Linked DNA regions of Mus musculus: region 2 is linked to region 1. A link is a loop called in an ENCODE intact Hi-C map of the cell type or tissue named here. Cell type or tissue: left cerebral cortex. All regions are shown on one strand. Each heading gives the region's core, and the rest is flanking DNA. Links, peaks and the distances in the headings are about the cores only.

What was found. Peaks named below come from ENCODE experiments on the same cell type or tissue, not always from the same donor. Only the 100,000 strongest peaks of a DNase experiment are listed, where the experiment ranks them.
Region 2: a loop joins it to region 1, with 10 times the contacts of the local background. A loop is called at or near these places in 3 of 42 quality-filtered maps.

The regions. Positions count from the first base shown.
Region 1 is chr8:54,883,881-54,892,080 of GRCm38, reverse strand. LOC115486929 (a long non-coding RNA gene) reads left to right here and starts at 2,499. Exons shown (of 3, transcript XR_003947548.1): 1 at 2,499-4,946; 2 at 5,115-5,671. It also overlaps a transcript of Gpm6a not described here. In left cerebral cortex, for the core only: no CTCF peak of the experiment used is centred there; DNase peaks (open chromatin) are centred at 4,081, 4,512 and 4,890; H3K4me3 peaks cover 1,190 bases; H3K27ac peaks cover 2,420 bases.
Region 2 is chr8:55,030,846-55,039,045 of GRCm38, reverse strand. Gpm6a (glycoprotein m6a) reads right to left here. Exons shown (of 7, transcript NM_153581.6): 2 at 1,526-1,718. Among named protein-coding and RNA genes, the nearest start is that of Gm51571, 80 kb to the left of the region's middle. In left cerebral cortex, for the core only: no CTCF peak of the experiment used is centred there; a DNase peak (open chromatin) is centred at 4,539; H3K27ac peaks cover 1,725 bases.

The sequences.
Region 1 (8,200 bases), core at 3,627-6,126:
GAGGAACTATGGGAGGGCCGACCAGGAAGGTGATAACAACCAGACTATAAAAAAGAATTAAAGATAATTAAAAACATAAGTAAAATAAATAGGTTATCTTGTAAAGGGAAGAAGGGAAGAAAGGACGAGAGGAAGGGAGGGAGGGAGGGAGGGAGGGAGGGAGGGAGGGAGGGGGGAGGGAGGGAGGGAGGGAGGAAGGAAGGAGATGGGCTAGAAACAGGAGTGTAGCTCCGTGGTATAATGATGCTTAGAACCCATACTCCCCTTAGTTAAAGTCTCATTTTGCAAACACACACGAGACAGACAGACAGACAGACAGACAGACAGACAGACAGACACAGAGACAGACAGAGACAGAGTCAGAGACACAGAAGAGTGACAGAGACAGAGATATTAAAATAAAATGAAATAAAATAAAATGCCTTCCAAAACAGAAACCTAACAGCATCAAAATCAAAGCCCAGTAAAATGAAATAAAATAAAAACTGCAAAGACAGCATTATCAACAAATGGTGCTGGCACAACTGGCAGTTATCATGTAAAAGAATGTGAATTGATCCATTCTTGTCTCCTTGTACAAAGCTCAAGTCTAAGTGAATCAAAGAACTCCACATAAAACCAGAGAACTGAAATATATAGAGAAGAAAGTGGAGGAAAGCCTTGAAGGTATAGGCACAGGGGAAAAATTCCTAAACAGAACAGCAATGACTTGTGCTGTAAGATCAAGAATCAACAAATGGGACCTCATAAAATTGGAAAGCTTCTGTAAGGCAAAAGATACTGTCGATAAGACAAAAAGGCCACCAACAGATTGGGAAAGGATTTTTACCAAGCCTAATTTTGATAGGGGACTAATATCCAATATATACAAAGAGCTCAAGAAGCTGAACTCCAGAAATTCAAATAACCCCACTAAAAATGGGGTACAGAGATAAAGAAAGAATTCTCAACTGAGGAATACCGAAGGGCTGAGAAGCACTTGAAAAAAATGTTCAACATCCTTAATCATCAGGGAAATGCAAATCAAAACAACCCTGAGATTCCACCTCATACCAGTCAGAATGGCAAAAATTCAGGTGACAGCAGATGCTGGCAAGGATGTGGAGAAAGAGGAACACTCGTCCATTGCTGATGAGATTACAAGCTTGTACACCACGCTGGAAATCAGTCTGGCAGATCCTCAGAAAATTGGACATAGTACTACCGGAGGATCCCGCAATACCTCTCCTGGGCATATACCCAGAAGATGTTCCAACTGGTAATAAGGACACATGTTCCACTATGTTTATAGCAGCTTTATTTATAATAGTCAGAAGCTGGAAAGAACCCAGATGTTCCTCAACAGAGGAATGGATACAGAAAATGTGGTACATTTACAAAATGGAGTACTACTCAGCTATTAAAAACAAGTAATTTATGAAATTCTTGGGCAAATGGATGTATCTGGAGGATATCATCCTGAGTGAGGTAACCCAGTCACAAAAGAAGTCACTAGATGTGCACTCACTGATAAGGGGATATTAGCCCAGAAACCTAGAATACCCAAGATACAATTTCCAAAACACAAGAAAATCAAGAAGGAAGACAAACATGTGGATACTTCATTCCTGCCTAGAATAGGGAACAAAATACCCATGGAAGGAGTTACAGAGACAAAGTTTGGAGCTAACATGAAAGGATGGACCATCCAGAGACTGCCCCACCCGGGGGTCCATCCCATAATCAGCCACCAAATGCAGACACTATTGCATATGTCAGCAAGATTATGCTGAAAGGACCCTGGTATAGCTGTCTCTTGTGAGGCTATGCCAGTGCCTGGTAAATACAGAAGTGGATGCTCACAGTCATCTATAGGATGGAACACAGGTCCCCCAATGGAGGAGCTAGAGAAAGTACCCAAGGAGCTGAAGGAGTCTGCAACCCTATAGGTGGAACAACAATATGAACTAACCAGTACCGCCCCCCCCCCCACCCACCGAGCTAGTGTCTCTAGGTGCATATGTAGCAGAAGATGGCCTAGTTGGCCATCATTGGGAAGAGAGGCCCCTTGGTCTTGCAAACTTTATATGCCCCAGTACAGGGGATTGCCAGGGCCAAGAAGTGGGAGTGGGTGGGTAGGGGAGTAGGATAGGGGGGGTGTATAGGGGACTTTTGGGATAGTATTTGAAATGTAAATGAAGAAAATATCTAATAAAAATTTTAAAAATAAATAAAAAATAAAAATAAAAACTGCAACATCTTCATTTATTATTTATTGGTTTATAAATAAATGTCTTAAAATCCATATGAATGTTCATAATCATGAGGTTGAATGTGAAAAGGGACACATATAACTGCTTCCAAAATGAAAGATAGAATGGAAAACAGGGATCTTTTAAAATATTTTTTATACATTTTTAAGAAAAGAGTAAAAAGAAAAAAATGTCAAATTTACTTCAACTGGCAGTGTGTTTTTTTTTTGTTTTGTTTTTTTGTTTTTTTATTAATCTAGGTTCAGCCCCTGAGAAATATTAGAAAATACGTGTCTTAGTTATTTTATAAAATTTGCTGCACTGATAAATATCCAGATAAAACTAAGTTAAGGGAACACTGCTTTAGTATGGATTATAGCTCCAAAGCAATACAGTCCATCCAGACTATGAAACAGAGCAGCAGGCAGGAAAGGCACAGTGGCCGAACCAGAGCACTTGCTAGGCACATGGGATCTGTACTCATGAAGCCAAGAGTGAAATGCAAGTGGAGCTGTGCTGTCACATCACAAGTGGCTACCAGTGGACTTGCTTCCTCTACCAAGGTTCCACCTCCTATAGATGCTACCAGTAAGGATCAAGTCTTCAAACATGAATATATGGGGTGCATTTTGCATTTAGACCACATCAGTCAGTATTGTAAGAGATTGTTGGCGGGCATTGTTTTTACTACCCATTCCTTTCTTACATTTTAATATATCTTGATTTCTTCTTCATGAAATCACTTAGGTTCCAACATATCTGTGTGCTGCAATGCAAAGGCTATGCCAAGCCTTGAGTTCAAAAACAGAAACATAAGCACCTGCCAACATTCCAGTCAAGAATCCTATATCTGTCCAGAGCTTAGACAAGAGATTTATTCCCAGGACATTGAAAATTGTTGTGATAATAGAGAAAAGTTGTGAACAAACTCCCAGAATCCTATGTTCTTGCTGATCCTTTCAAATAACCACAGTCAAATCTCCACAGTTTTATTCCTATTGTCTTAGTTTTGTCCTGTTGAGGCTCCTCCTCCATTCTATGAGCTTCTGAAATCAAGCCTATAAACTGCCCATGATGGCACGTAACTGGCATCCCAGTACTTGGGAGATAGCAATAGGAGGACCAACAGGTCTAGGTCATCCTTAAGAACACAGCGAGTTTGAGACCACCCTCGGGTACAGGAGACATTGCAACAAACAAATAATGCAAAATAAGCAAGCAAACAAACAACAAAATAAGCTCACAAATTTGTTTGCTTAATTTAGCTATAACTATTTGTATTCCTTTCAACATATTCTCCATCTACCTACACGCCTTCTAGAGTAGCAGACATATGACCTCTAAAGAAGAAAAAGTATTTCTAAGTGATCAAAATATATACGTGAGTAAACTGGAGATGACAAAGAGTCACCAGCAAAACTGAGTAGCCAGTTCAATCTAAATGATATAAACTCACATATTTATGATGTCCAAATGTAATTGATCATCTATGCAGTGAACATTTCATGAACATAACTTTTAAAATAAGTAGGATAATGATTTCCCAGTCCCATCAAGATGTTAGGTTTTTTTATAAATACATCATAAAATATATCCCTGAAGACATCATTGCATATATCAACTGAAGACATGGTGAATTCATTATAAAAAAATTTCCAACACAATTTTTCTACACAGAACAATCTGAGAAATAAACACATTACAAATCATCCCAAAATCTCCTAGGTACTGCTAAGAACAGATGCCACACTGTGCACATATCCTTAATCCCAGTACTCAGGAGGCAAAGACAGGTGGATCTCTGAATGTGAGGTCTATGAGGGAAGTTCCAGATCAGCCAGGAAAACAGCAAAACCCTGTCTCAAAAAAAGCCTCAAATGCAAAAATTTCCTGTAATTTTTGGGGGCAACTGTTTAAAGGATCAACTGTTTTTGACAGCAATGAATGACTTTCTATTTTAGCCTAGACTTTGATTGAACTCTTATTAATGATTAGAAATGGAATACAGAATCTAGATACAAGTCAGAGAAAGTAGCTACATGTAGATTCAAGTGCTGTCTTTATCTCTAGTCAGCCATTTAACTGGGCAACTCAAATAACCTTTTCTTTTTCTTTTTTCTTTCTTTCTTTTTTTCTTTACCCACAATTTGAGATTAGACAAATTTTCAACAGGCTCAAGCCTTCTAGAATTCTCACCGTGATTTCTCTGTGTAGCTTGATTCCCATATGGTGCTTAGATCTGAAAATAGTATGAATGTGGGAAGAATCCTAGGAGGAGTGTGGTGACGGTCCATGGGTATCAGAGGAGGACTCACATGCAGTCGCTTATATTAGAATTCAAGAATATAAACGTCCTTAATGCACTGGGCTATAGGAATAACCATACCACTCATGCACTGGACAGCCTCGTGCTTTAAAGACGTTAAAAAGATTGGACTTAAAATGATAAAGAAATTTAAAGCCAAAAATTTGATGTTGCTTTTAACTAACATCTACTGTACATTTTGTCCTCGGTTTCTGGAAAGAAAATATGTCACTCTATCTATTTTGAGTTTTTGCTTCTGTTTGTAGAGAAGATACACTTTCTCTCTGGAAATTGTCTTTTGAGTGCCATGGTAACCACATCCTTTCCAGTCAAGTCTGCCCTGTGGGCTGCGCAATTTAAGACATTTGAAAATGCCACTGAAGAAGATAACACCAAACAGACATGAAAGGGTATGCCTGAACATAAAAGTGGGAGATTTTTCTTAGTGTTTGCTTAAATGAAATGCCAAGAATGGGGAGGGAGACGAGGAATCACCAATCCAGAAATTCTGAAGAACCCAACTCCCCCAAGCCCTCTACCTAATCTCACATTATGTTTCTACCTTTCCTGCCTTTTAGCATTGGTGTGGAAGACCGTGGGTAAGAAGGACAGAGAAATAATAAGACTCTAGCTGAAAGGTAAGCAGGGTTACTGTGGACATTGTCCTTACAGGGCTGTGTGAGCTGCAGGTTCCCAAGGTCCAAGTGAGCACATGTGTCTCCCGTGACAGAAACCAGACTTCCAAATGTCAGAAGAATTATGCTTTGATGATTCTATGTCATCACAGAAAATGAGAGCCACCGACAGTCTATTAATAGGCAGTGACATTTTCCTATGATAAGTGCAATGGAAAGACTTAGTTGTGGGGCACAGAATATGGTACAAGCCTCCATTGGCTGGTGAAGGGGCTGGGGCATGCATTTGCAGCCATTGTGTGATGATCAAAAAAATTGCTGGTTCTGGAACGATGGCTCAGCTATTATGATCATTTGCTCTTGTAGAGGAACCAGGTTTGACTCCCAGCATCTGCATCATGGGAGGCTCATAATCCTCCATAACTCCAGTTACAAGGGATCAGGAGCCCTCTTCTGACCCCTGCAGCCACGAGTCACACACACATTGAACAAACGTGCATGTGAGTAAAATGCTCATAAGCATAATATAAATTTTTTTAATTAATCTTTTAAAAAAGAAACTACTTCTAAATGTGCAACGCCAGCAAACAAACTGCAATGTTCTATACCTGGGTCCCACAAGAAAACTGAGTATCCACTGGCTCAGCTATCTGTGGGATCCAAGTATATGGCATTCTTCCCTTATTAAATATTATATTGTGAATGCTATATGGAGATATTTATAATGTAGATGCTATATGGAGATATTTTAATTAAAATTCTTTGCTTTTCATTTTAATTCTTTGCTTTAAAAGGAAAATTAAGTTATGTCTGAATAATAAGTTTTTAATTTTTAAAAATGTATTTATGTGTATAATTGTTTAACCTACATACATTTATGGATACTATAAGTGTGCCTGGTAAATGCAGAAATTAGAAGAAGGTCCTAGATACCCAGAAACTGGCCTTACTGATAGTTGTGAGTTCCACATGGATGCTCAAAATTAAACGTGAGTCTACTGCATAAGCAACAAGTACTCTGAACTGCTGAATCATTTCTCTAGTCTCAAAATGATATTTTTAAAGTCTTTTCTAAACAACCACTTTATTAAGAAACAACTACATGTATTTTGTAGCAAAAAGGGTTAAGCACCTAAGGGAGAAATTGATTAGGATAATTTAGATCTGATTTCACAATATGAATAGCTTGTTGTGTTTACTGTTATTTCAGTAATTAAAAAATAGAGACTCTATGTCTTGTTTTACCCATGTATAGAAAGTACCTGGCAAGAAAGATATACTTTGCATCATACTTGAAGGAGTGTGTCTTATTAATATTTCTATTATTTATTCTAGTCATGTAAATTTTCTTTAACATTTTTGGCCCTCTATTGTGTTCTTATTCAAGCATTTGGAGGTGGTAAATATTTATGCTGATTTTATGTAGGGGCGAGCAATGAAAGTAATCAATGGTACTTGGCTTTCAAAGGCTTTCACAAAAAAATGAAAATATTCAATAATATCATTATGAATTTTAATGTTTGACTTCCTAGTTAATAAAACTGCCGACTTTTCTAATATTATTTACTTTAATTTTTGACAAGTACTTAATATTCTTCTTTCAATACTAAAATGATTATTACAGAGAGAGGCTATGATATTTAGAATCTTTTTTATTTCTATATTTTTTATTCTCCCGTTAATTATGAAGTTTGCAGGTGAATGGCCATTCCTAGTAAAGATTATTCTGAGTGAGTTAATCCAGAAATGGAAAGATAAACTCCACATGTTATCTATCATCTGCCATTCTTAGCTCCAAACTCCAGATATATGACTTAAAATGATGGCAGAATCTAGGTAGGTATAAAGGGACAATGGGTTGGGGGACATGAAAGGGAATAGAAAGATAGAGGAGGTATGAAGTAGGAAACAAAAAAAAATAGGGATGGCACTTTAATTGGGGATAGAGATGAAGGTCAATAGAGAAGTAAAAAGAAAGAGGAGTGTCAATAACACCATAAAGCTTCAAGGAAATATATTATTTTCACTATATACTTACCTAAAACTATATATATACTATTTGCTATATACATATATGCTATATATATACATACATATACATATACATACATACATATACACATACATACATAGAGCAAAACTATATATGTATACAATATACATGTACACACATATGCTACTTGTGCAGACATGTCTCCCCACAAGTGTCATAGACTAACAAACTCCAGTATCAGATACAAAGAGCCTTCACTCAAGTTGTTGTTTAGAGTAGTCCAAGTGATTTCTAAAACAATATAAGCTATTGTAGCATCTGGTTGCCTGTTAGAGGTTGAAGGTAAGCCTGTATTGCTGAAAACACTGCACACATAAGATGCAGGGCTCTGATGATCTGAGATGGATCCAACCTGAAAGCCTCCTCCTATACTCTAGTTTCCATAGTACCAGAAAGTACTACACAGGCTTCCAAGGGAGAAAAGCAATCAGTAGTGCTGTCCAGCTCTGAAACCTATGAATCACAACAATGAACAGCATGGCAAAATATTGCTAAAGGTGCAATAGTAGGGGCTGTTAAGATGGTCTCACTAATGAACAGCTGCCTAATTAAACTTAAGACCAATTCAACAGGAAGAATATCATGCTAGTTCTAGTTAGAGAAAGCTAGCCAATTCCCTGGGTGGTAGTGAGATCATGGATCAAAGAGAACTTACTACTGCCATTTTAGTGGACCAGCGTAATGTAACTGTGTGCTACAACTTATCCTTTTATACTCACAGCAGTTATCATCTCTCATCAGAGAAGTTTCTCATTATAGCAAATGGAGACCATTACTAGAATATACAGATATTGCAGAGATGAACTGATCGTAAGGAGGCCAGGCCCAACAATGTCTCCAACACAAATCTTGCACTTAAGGCTCACGAACATCATGGAAGAGGGGGAAGAAAGATTGTAAATAAAAGAGGTCTATGAAAATTGCCATCAAGTTCATGCATCTGCCAGAAGAGGCTGCATGTACAGGACCTCAACCG
Region 2 (8,200 bases), core at 3,560-6,059, 150 kb before region 1:
ATTTCTGCTGCTTCCTCATCTGGAATAACATACCCTTTATCCCACTGAGTAGAGAACTGTGATTCTATTGTATGACACGAGTGTGCAACTCTATTCTCTTTGTTTTCACAAGGAATTATTAACATTAATTACCCCAATGATTCAACTTATTAAACATACTGTTGAAAACAATCTGCTTATAGTTTATGGATAATAAAGAAATTTAGCAACATTGTATACTACTTTTGAGACAGGGTCCTCTATGAAGCTCTGAAGCTATGTAGATTGAAGCTGGCTTTAAACTCACAGAGATCCACCTGCCTCTTTTCCCCAAGTTCTGAGATTAAAGGTGCCAGCTACTACACCTGGCCCTTAAGACTGCATAGTTTTGATAGTATAGTTATAGGATAGTTTTCTGCTACTAAGGAGTTTTTAGATCTTAGTATGACACCAAGAGTGGACTTGGATAAATCAGAATTGTGGTTGATTATTTTTACCCAGAAGGATGTGGTTAAAGAGCAATGGGGTCATAAACCACCTGACAGCCAGTACAATTTGAAAATATAAATAATCTGATTCCAGAAAGTGTGAGTATGCAGGAAGAATAATAAGAAAGAAAAGAAATGAGTATTCCAAACTTATATAATGAAGCAGCATCAAATAAATGCAAGCAGTGTCAAGGCTAACAAACATGAGTGGTTTTGGGACAGGGAGTTTGTATTTTAAAAATGTACACTAATAAGGAATTTCTCCCTATGATTATGAAACCACACAATAGGTGATGAGAATAACTTATTTGGAAATGAATCCTCCTGTAAGTAAATCCTAAAGGCTAGTTATCTATACTATTAAACAGGCTAAAACCAGGAAAAAAACATGCTTTCACTTCTAGACTGCTTGAGTCAGGTTTACAAAAATATATTATTTCAACATCATCATAATTTTTACCCTAATAGTTTATGTTTTAGGGGAGCTAAAAACACAATTGGTATTTTCAGAAATGCTGCTCAGTATTTACTTTTTATCTGACAGAAGATTTCAAGAATCCTTAACAATATTTACAATATTTCCTGTGATGTAGAGAAAGTAAGATAATATTATATTCATGGCTGGGTTAAAATTTTGAAGTATCTAATTTTGCTTAGAATTTTATAACTCTCCTAAATTAACACCCAACCTTAGATTTGTGCCTGCCTCCATCCTCTGTCATTCCACTATCTTTTTAAAAGAAGAGTCTGTTCAAATTCAAAGAGCAAGGCAAAATTTTCCTGCTTCATGGTAATTTAATTCATGTAAAAGCCTTGGTAAAATCTCTATTAATTTGGCCTCATATTCTATGCAAAGTAATTTATGTTGGTTGATAGATCAACCCCTTTCTGAATCATGTTTGCCTCATGAATGTATTTTATTTTTGTTTGTTTGCTGTCGTTTTGGTTTAGTTTTTTTCTCAGAATCCCCTTACCTGGCTAGACCTATATTTATTTAGGAAAAAAACCGTAAACAACATAATGCACTTCCCAAAAGGTGGATGTAAAGAGTGACTTACATAGTGAAAACATCCAGTGTGTCTCCAGCAGTCCTTGCCAACTCAAAGTAGGTCTGCAGAATGTTGACTGTTCCAGAAAGGGCTTCATGGCCACAGCCACAGAACAGGGCAACGCCTGCATACAGCAGGATGGTTGCAATCAGAGAAGCATAGGGAATACCTCCCAGGCATTTAATGCAGCACTCGAAGCACCCTGTAGAAGAGCAACAGAAAAGAAGAAGAAGAAGAAGGAGAAGGAGAAGGAGAAGGAGAAGGAGAAGGAGAAGGAGAAGGAGAAGGAGAAGGAGAAGGAGAAGGAGAAGGAGAAGGAGAAGGAGAAGGAGAAGGAGAAGGAGAAGGAGAAGGAGAAGGAGAAGAAGAAGAAGAAGAAGAAGAAGAAGAAGAAGAAGAAGAAGAAGAAGAAGAAGAAGAAGAAGAAGAAGAAGAAGAAGAAGAAGAAAAAGAAGGAAAAATCATGTTATTTATTCATCTTGGTAAAATGTTTCTATGACCTCAACCCTATAGGACATAGTATTAGTAATGATAGATGATCCCAGGTCAACCACATTAAATCAAGCCCTAGAGGGTCTAGGAAAGAATGAAGTTGAAGTCCATTGTTATAGTCCATTCTCCACCATCAAGTGGGTGCTGCCAAGGTTCATGATTTCATCTTCTACCCTAGTCCAACCAAAGCTCTTCTTTTCTAACCATACTCATAAATCATCACACACACATGCATATCATCCTGCTTTGAATTCATTGCTCTCATAGTTCATGGGTTTTTTTTTTTACTTAAGTAATATCTATTTCTTTGAACTATCTCTGCAATTTTCAGACTGTTATTTGAAAACTGTAGTACTCTGCAAATCCAACTAACTGAGTTTTGACCCACAAAATCCAAAAGTTAGAGAAGAAAAAAAAATCAGGAAGCATTAGATACATTCCAAATAGTAAAGGAATTAAAGTTGAGTTCTGAGTTCACATATGTGTGCTACTTACAGAGTGACTCATAATGAAAAATCTATTTATAGATTTTGGTTGAAAATAAATGAAGTAATATCTGGACACAGTTGAAAGCAGAGAACAGGTAGAGCATAATACTGATCCCATCACTGTGATTTTTAACACTTCAATCTTTTGATCTTATAATAAATGGGGGAAATAAGAGGATGACCTTATACTGTTCTTGTGATGATAAAATGAGACAATATATAAAAATAATACTGCATGACAAAGAACTCCATAAATGTAAGATGCTCTCATTACACATAATTCAACTTGAGAATGGCATTGATACTTCAGTATGAAATTAATTTGCTCCATATACACTTTATATACTTTTTGAAGATAACTATGTAATATTTTTAGTAGGTCTACATTCTAATTGTGTTCTGTCATATGAGGTTAGTCCTTAGACCTTTCAATGGCAGCACTGTATCAGGGCTAAAAAAGTTACATATTTGGGAGGAATTTGTCTTTCAGATTATAGTACTTTTTGGTCATTGATCCTTTATATAAATCTAAATCTTTAATTTTTTATATGCAATAACATGTAAAACAGGAGATTCAAAAGTTCCTTTGTGAAGTGACTTTATGTTTGGAGAATGAGCTAGTGTATTATTTGATAAAGCTCATTAAACAGACTTAGAGAATCATAACCCATAAGGTTTCCTTCAGAAGAAATTTGTACAGGAGCTCAACTACCTCCCCAGTTCTGTTGCTCTTTCTTGTGAAGCAACAATTATTTCCTGAACATGTATCCTACACACACACACACACACAGAGAGGGAGAGAGAGAGAGAGAGAGAGAGAGAGAGAGAGAGAGAGAGAGAGAGAGAGAGAGAATATGAATATAGGGAAGTAGAAAAGGTTAGAACAGCTTGAAACTTCATATAGTAGAAAAAATTCACCAACAGATGGCTGAGACCAGTGTGTGTAGTATCTGAATGTCATTGAGCCCAGTTTTGGTTAGAGACTAACAGGATGGCAGGAAAAAAACTAGACTATTTTCTTTCAATAATTTCTCCTTTCCATTTTCATCTCAGTAATTACTTGAAGGGGGAAACCAGTAAAATTAGTACTAACAAGAGGAATGACCTCCTAGTCTGTCAAGTTCACCAAATGGCTGCAATGACTTTGAATCTGAGTTTTGTGGTTCTGTTTGTTTGTTTGTTTATTTGTTTTCTATTCTCAAAGCATTTGATAGCCGTGGAAGGATTCTACTGCAGACTCCTTATAATGTTAAAATGAAATGCCGATGCTTAATGTAATCATCTGCTTATGAGCTCAAAGACAAAGAAAAGGTAATAAATATTGAATGCCATCGCCTTCACTTGATCCTAGAGCACAGATTTTTTACAGGAGAATAAATAGGAAACCAGAGTAACTTAAAAACAGATAAAATAAAAACATAAAATGGTCACTTAGGAGTTCTGCTTAATTTTATTCCCAATAAAATGAGAACTAGTTTGTACTTCATTCATCTTTAGCCCGCTGTGCATTATCTGGGCAATATTAGCTTCAGTGCCAGGCTTTATCTCCCCAAGAGAAATGTGCTCATGAACCCGAACATCCACTGCACATTTAACTTGCTAGCACCTCCCAAATTTAGAAACGCATAAGACAAACTCTAACACTAGGGAAAACCAAAGTTGAGGACCCTGAGTTAATACACAAAATATATCCTTATTCCATGGTTAAACATTGCCATATAAATTACTCAGAATGATGTTACCTTTGCTGACAAATACAAGTGCCTGTAAATTTCCATTTCTGTATGGCAGAAATATTCAGAGTAGAAAAATTTAAGTGTTGACCCTCTGCAAAACTTTTGTTCAAATTTAAATCCTTAAGTGCCTCACTGGGGACATATTGAGCTTGTAAAGGACTACATCCTCATCAAACTCATTCTTCCTAGGAGTCTGGGCAGAGTTGCCTACTGCATTTAAAGAAGTCTTTTTGAGCTCCCATATGGAGAGCCAGCACACCATTTCAGCATTCTCTCCAGCTGCCAGAATCCCACATAGTTGCTGGCAGGGGAGCTTCTTTCCACCCACAGTGAGAAACAGCTTTGGCAGATCAGTAGCATCACCATGGCAACCGTGCCTCTGGGCCAGGATGCACTCCCAATAATCACTGCTGAAGGCTGAGGATTCTGCTATCCCCCATCATCATGCTTTTACTGAACCTAAAGTGCAAAAACACTCTATTAAATGAATATTAATGAAGTATAGTAAGTGGGCTTCTGGCACTAGAGGGAATAGATTTCTTGAGAAAAATCTCTATAAAAACAGTAATGATCACTTTGTATATTTTCAACACTACATATTACGAGAATCAGGCCTTTTAATTCTCAAACAAAGCTAAGGTTCAAATATTGATAGAGAATTGGCATGCTATATCCATGTGTGCACACAAAAGCATTTATTATATCTGGTTTCTGGGAATAGCATCTCAAGTAAAATAATGGTATATTGTCAGATTTATGATGAAGATAAATATTAAAAGATTCAGAAAGCTTTGTTTTCAACACGCCCTTAAAAATTAGTATTTTTTCTCACAATTTAATGAGGGTATATAATGGCTTCTTCCAGTGTAAAATTTGCAAAGGAATCAGAAACTCCCCTGATACAGTTGTTTTAAAAAGATGTATAATTATCTTTTCATACACTATACAATCAGTTTACCTCTATTTAAATATTGAAAAATAAGCCCAGTGTTGGATTACAATTATTTCTCACACTGTACCAAAGTGAAAAGCAAAAACTAAATCAACGAGAAAGAAAAGAGTAAATAAGAGAAAGCTAGAAAACAGAAAAGAGAGACCAACAAAGTAAGGATAATCACACTAAAAATTAACTCATTGATTTGTTTTCCAGTATCCTTTATTGAGGAGATGTTTCTTTCTGTATTAAAAAATCCCTACCTTAGACATTATCCAGTAGGCAGAGAGGCACTTTGGTTTACAAGCTATCTAATCTTCTCCATTACATGCCCTCTTCCTCTCCCTCTCCTCTCTGCCCTTCCTCTCCTCCCCTCTCTCCTAGACCTCACTTTCTCCCTCTCCTCTCCTCCCCTCTCTTTTCTCTCTCCTCTCCCCTCCCCTCCCCTCCTCTCCCCTCCCCTTCCCTCCCCTCCCCTCCCCTCCCCTCCCCTCCCCTCCCCTCCTCTCCTCTCCTTTCTGTTCTCTCTCTCCCTCTTCCTCCCTCTCCTCTCTCCTTCCCTTTCCTCTCTCCTCTCCCTCCCTCTCCTCTCTCTGTCCTTCTCCCTCCCTTTTTCTCTCTCCCTCTCCTGTCTCCTCTTCCTGTCCTCTCCCTCCCTGTCCTCTCTCATCCCCTCTCTTCTCTCCTATCGCTCCCTCTCTCCTATCCCTCTCTTCTCCCCTCCATCTCCCTCTCCTCTCCTTTCCTCTCCCCTCCCCTCCTCTCCTCCCCTCCCATCCCCTCCCCTCCCCTCCCTTCCTCTCCTCTCCTCTCTCTCCTCTCTTTTCCCTCTCTTCTCCCTCTTCCTCTCCCTCTCTCTCAGTCAACAATACCATCTCCCATCTCATCTCATCTCATCTCATCTCATCTCATCTCATCTCATCTCATCTCATACATGATAACATCTCATCAATTATCTATCTCCTGTCTTGATCTATGGTGGAGGAAACTGCTCCCACACAGTCATTTTTTTCATGCTTGCCATTACCATTTACCCTTCACTTACTTTGTTCTGTACATTTTAGAGATTCCACATAGTAACTCAGTAGATTTTGATTGGAATTTTCATATTTATTTCAGAACTATAAGCCTTAAATTATTTTCTATGTCCTGAGAATAACTTTGTAATGTTTTGTTATTTTTGTTGATAACCATGTCATTTATGAATATTCTAAGTGCTATCTCTGTCTTTTCAACACTTGTACATTCTCATTTATAGTTTTTGTTATCTTACTCTGTTAAGTAAAATGAATGAAATGTAAAGAAAAAGGTATTTTGTATTTCTAAGGGACAAATAATATTATATTATTAACTTAGTGTTGGCTTCTTTATCTTTTTGTTTTGAATTCTAAAACATGATTTTCTATCACATGTAAGTTCTATTTATGATACTTTTCTTTTGGCATCCATATCAATATTTTTCTTATTTTTTTTACTTCATTTTTACTTGACTTTATTATTTTACTTCAAAACACAGCAGTCATGCTAATTTTTAATATGTAACTAACATTTTTACCTTACCATAAATTTTTATTGGACCCTTTTGTTTTTATTTGTCTACTAAGAATATAATGATTTAATCCTCATAGAGATGCCAGAGACGGTGCTAGTTGCTAAAGCTATGTAAATTAACAAAATCAATATTAAATAGCTAGAGGATAGATAAGGAACACATTGTTAAAATAGGATTTATGAGTGTTTATGAAAGTGTGAAGAAATTTGGGTAAAGAAGACAGTTCAGGAATATTAAAATTTTGATTTCAGACTTTGATAAGGTGGTCAGGGAATGAGTAAATGAGGCAACATGTGCAAAATATCTAAAAGATGTGAAGGTATATTAAATAAAACATCATAACAGAATTCTTTTCTTTAATAGAAGACAAAATGGCAAAAAAAAAAAAAATCTATACCAAGGTAAACCACTAAGACAAAGACGGAAATTGGATAAATAGCAATATAGGGGATTTAAGGAAGAAGCAGCCTTCATTACCAAGTGTGAGATGTGTCAATAAGAAGGGTAAAAGAGAGGTTGAAATTTCATAGAACAGTTAATATGAAACAGTTGCCTGAAAGTTGAGATGATAAGCTCCCAGCTACTCAGGGACCATGAAGTTGCCTTTTGATGATTGCCTGCCCAGTGGTCTAAAGCCCGTTCACTAAAGCTGCGGGGCAGCATGCTAAAACCTAGAAGCCCCTGAGGCCTGATGCGGAATTATGTTGCTCCAAGGAGTCTTCAAATTTCAAAAGGAAGACCACAGAAATCAATTTGTGTATTAGACAAATCTCAGTAATCGATGGCGGTCTTAGCATTATCTTCAGAAGTGGGAAATGAGAGATTATTGGCTCAAGTTAAAATATTAATAAACATATACATCCTTCACCTCTTTTAAAAGTGCCACTTCAGTTTCCAGTTTAGCCTTTGCATTTTAACAGAATAGAGCCCAGCTAATTTTCTCCTATCATATTATAGATGGAAATGCATCCCTTGGTGGCACTGAGAGATCCTTGACAGGAATTCACAGGGCTAAGCTTCTTCCATATGCTCATTCCTTTTGCATACCTGGCCTAATGTCAGGGAGAATGAATCACTATTTGAATTGTAAGTGAAAGTTTTCTTGAGTGTCTATTAGTTCTATATACTTTTTATGTAGAAATGATTAAAATTATTGTTATTTGGATGCTACTTGTTCCTACATGTTACTGAGCTGAAAATTTAAACATTTAATGCTGTTTCAGAAATTTCAATAAACATCACATCAAAATGAATGTTATTTAGTATATCTCATGATCACAATATTATTTAGTAAATCAGAATCACTGACATTAGGCTTCAAATGTAAAAAGGACCCTAATATTAGTGGATATATGACTCCTTATAAAGTAGACGGTAATTGAAATATGAACAAAAATAGTTCAAACAGTATACTAGATTATAACTCAAATAATTAAAAATTCAAACATATTGTCTTTAACATTATTTTAAACATTTATTTCT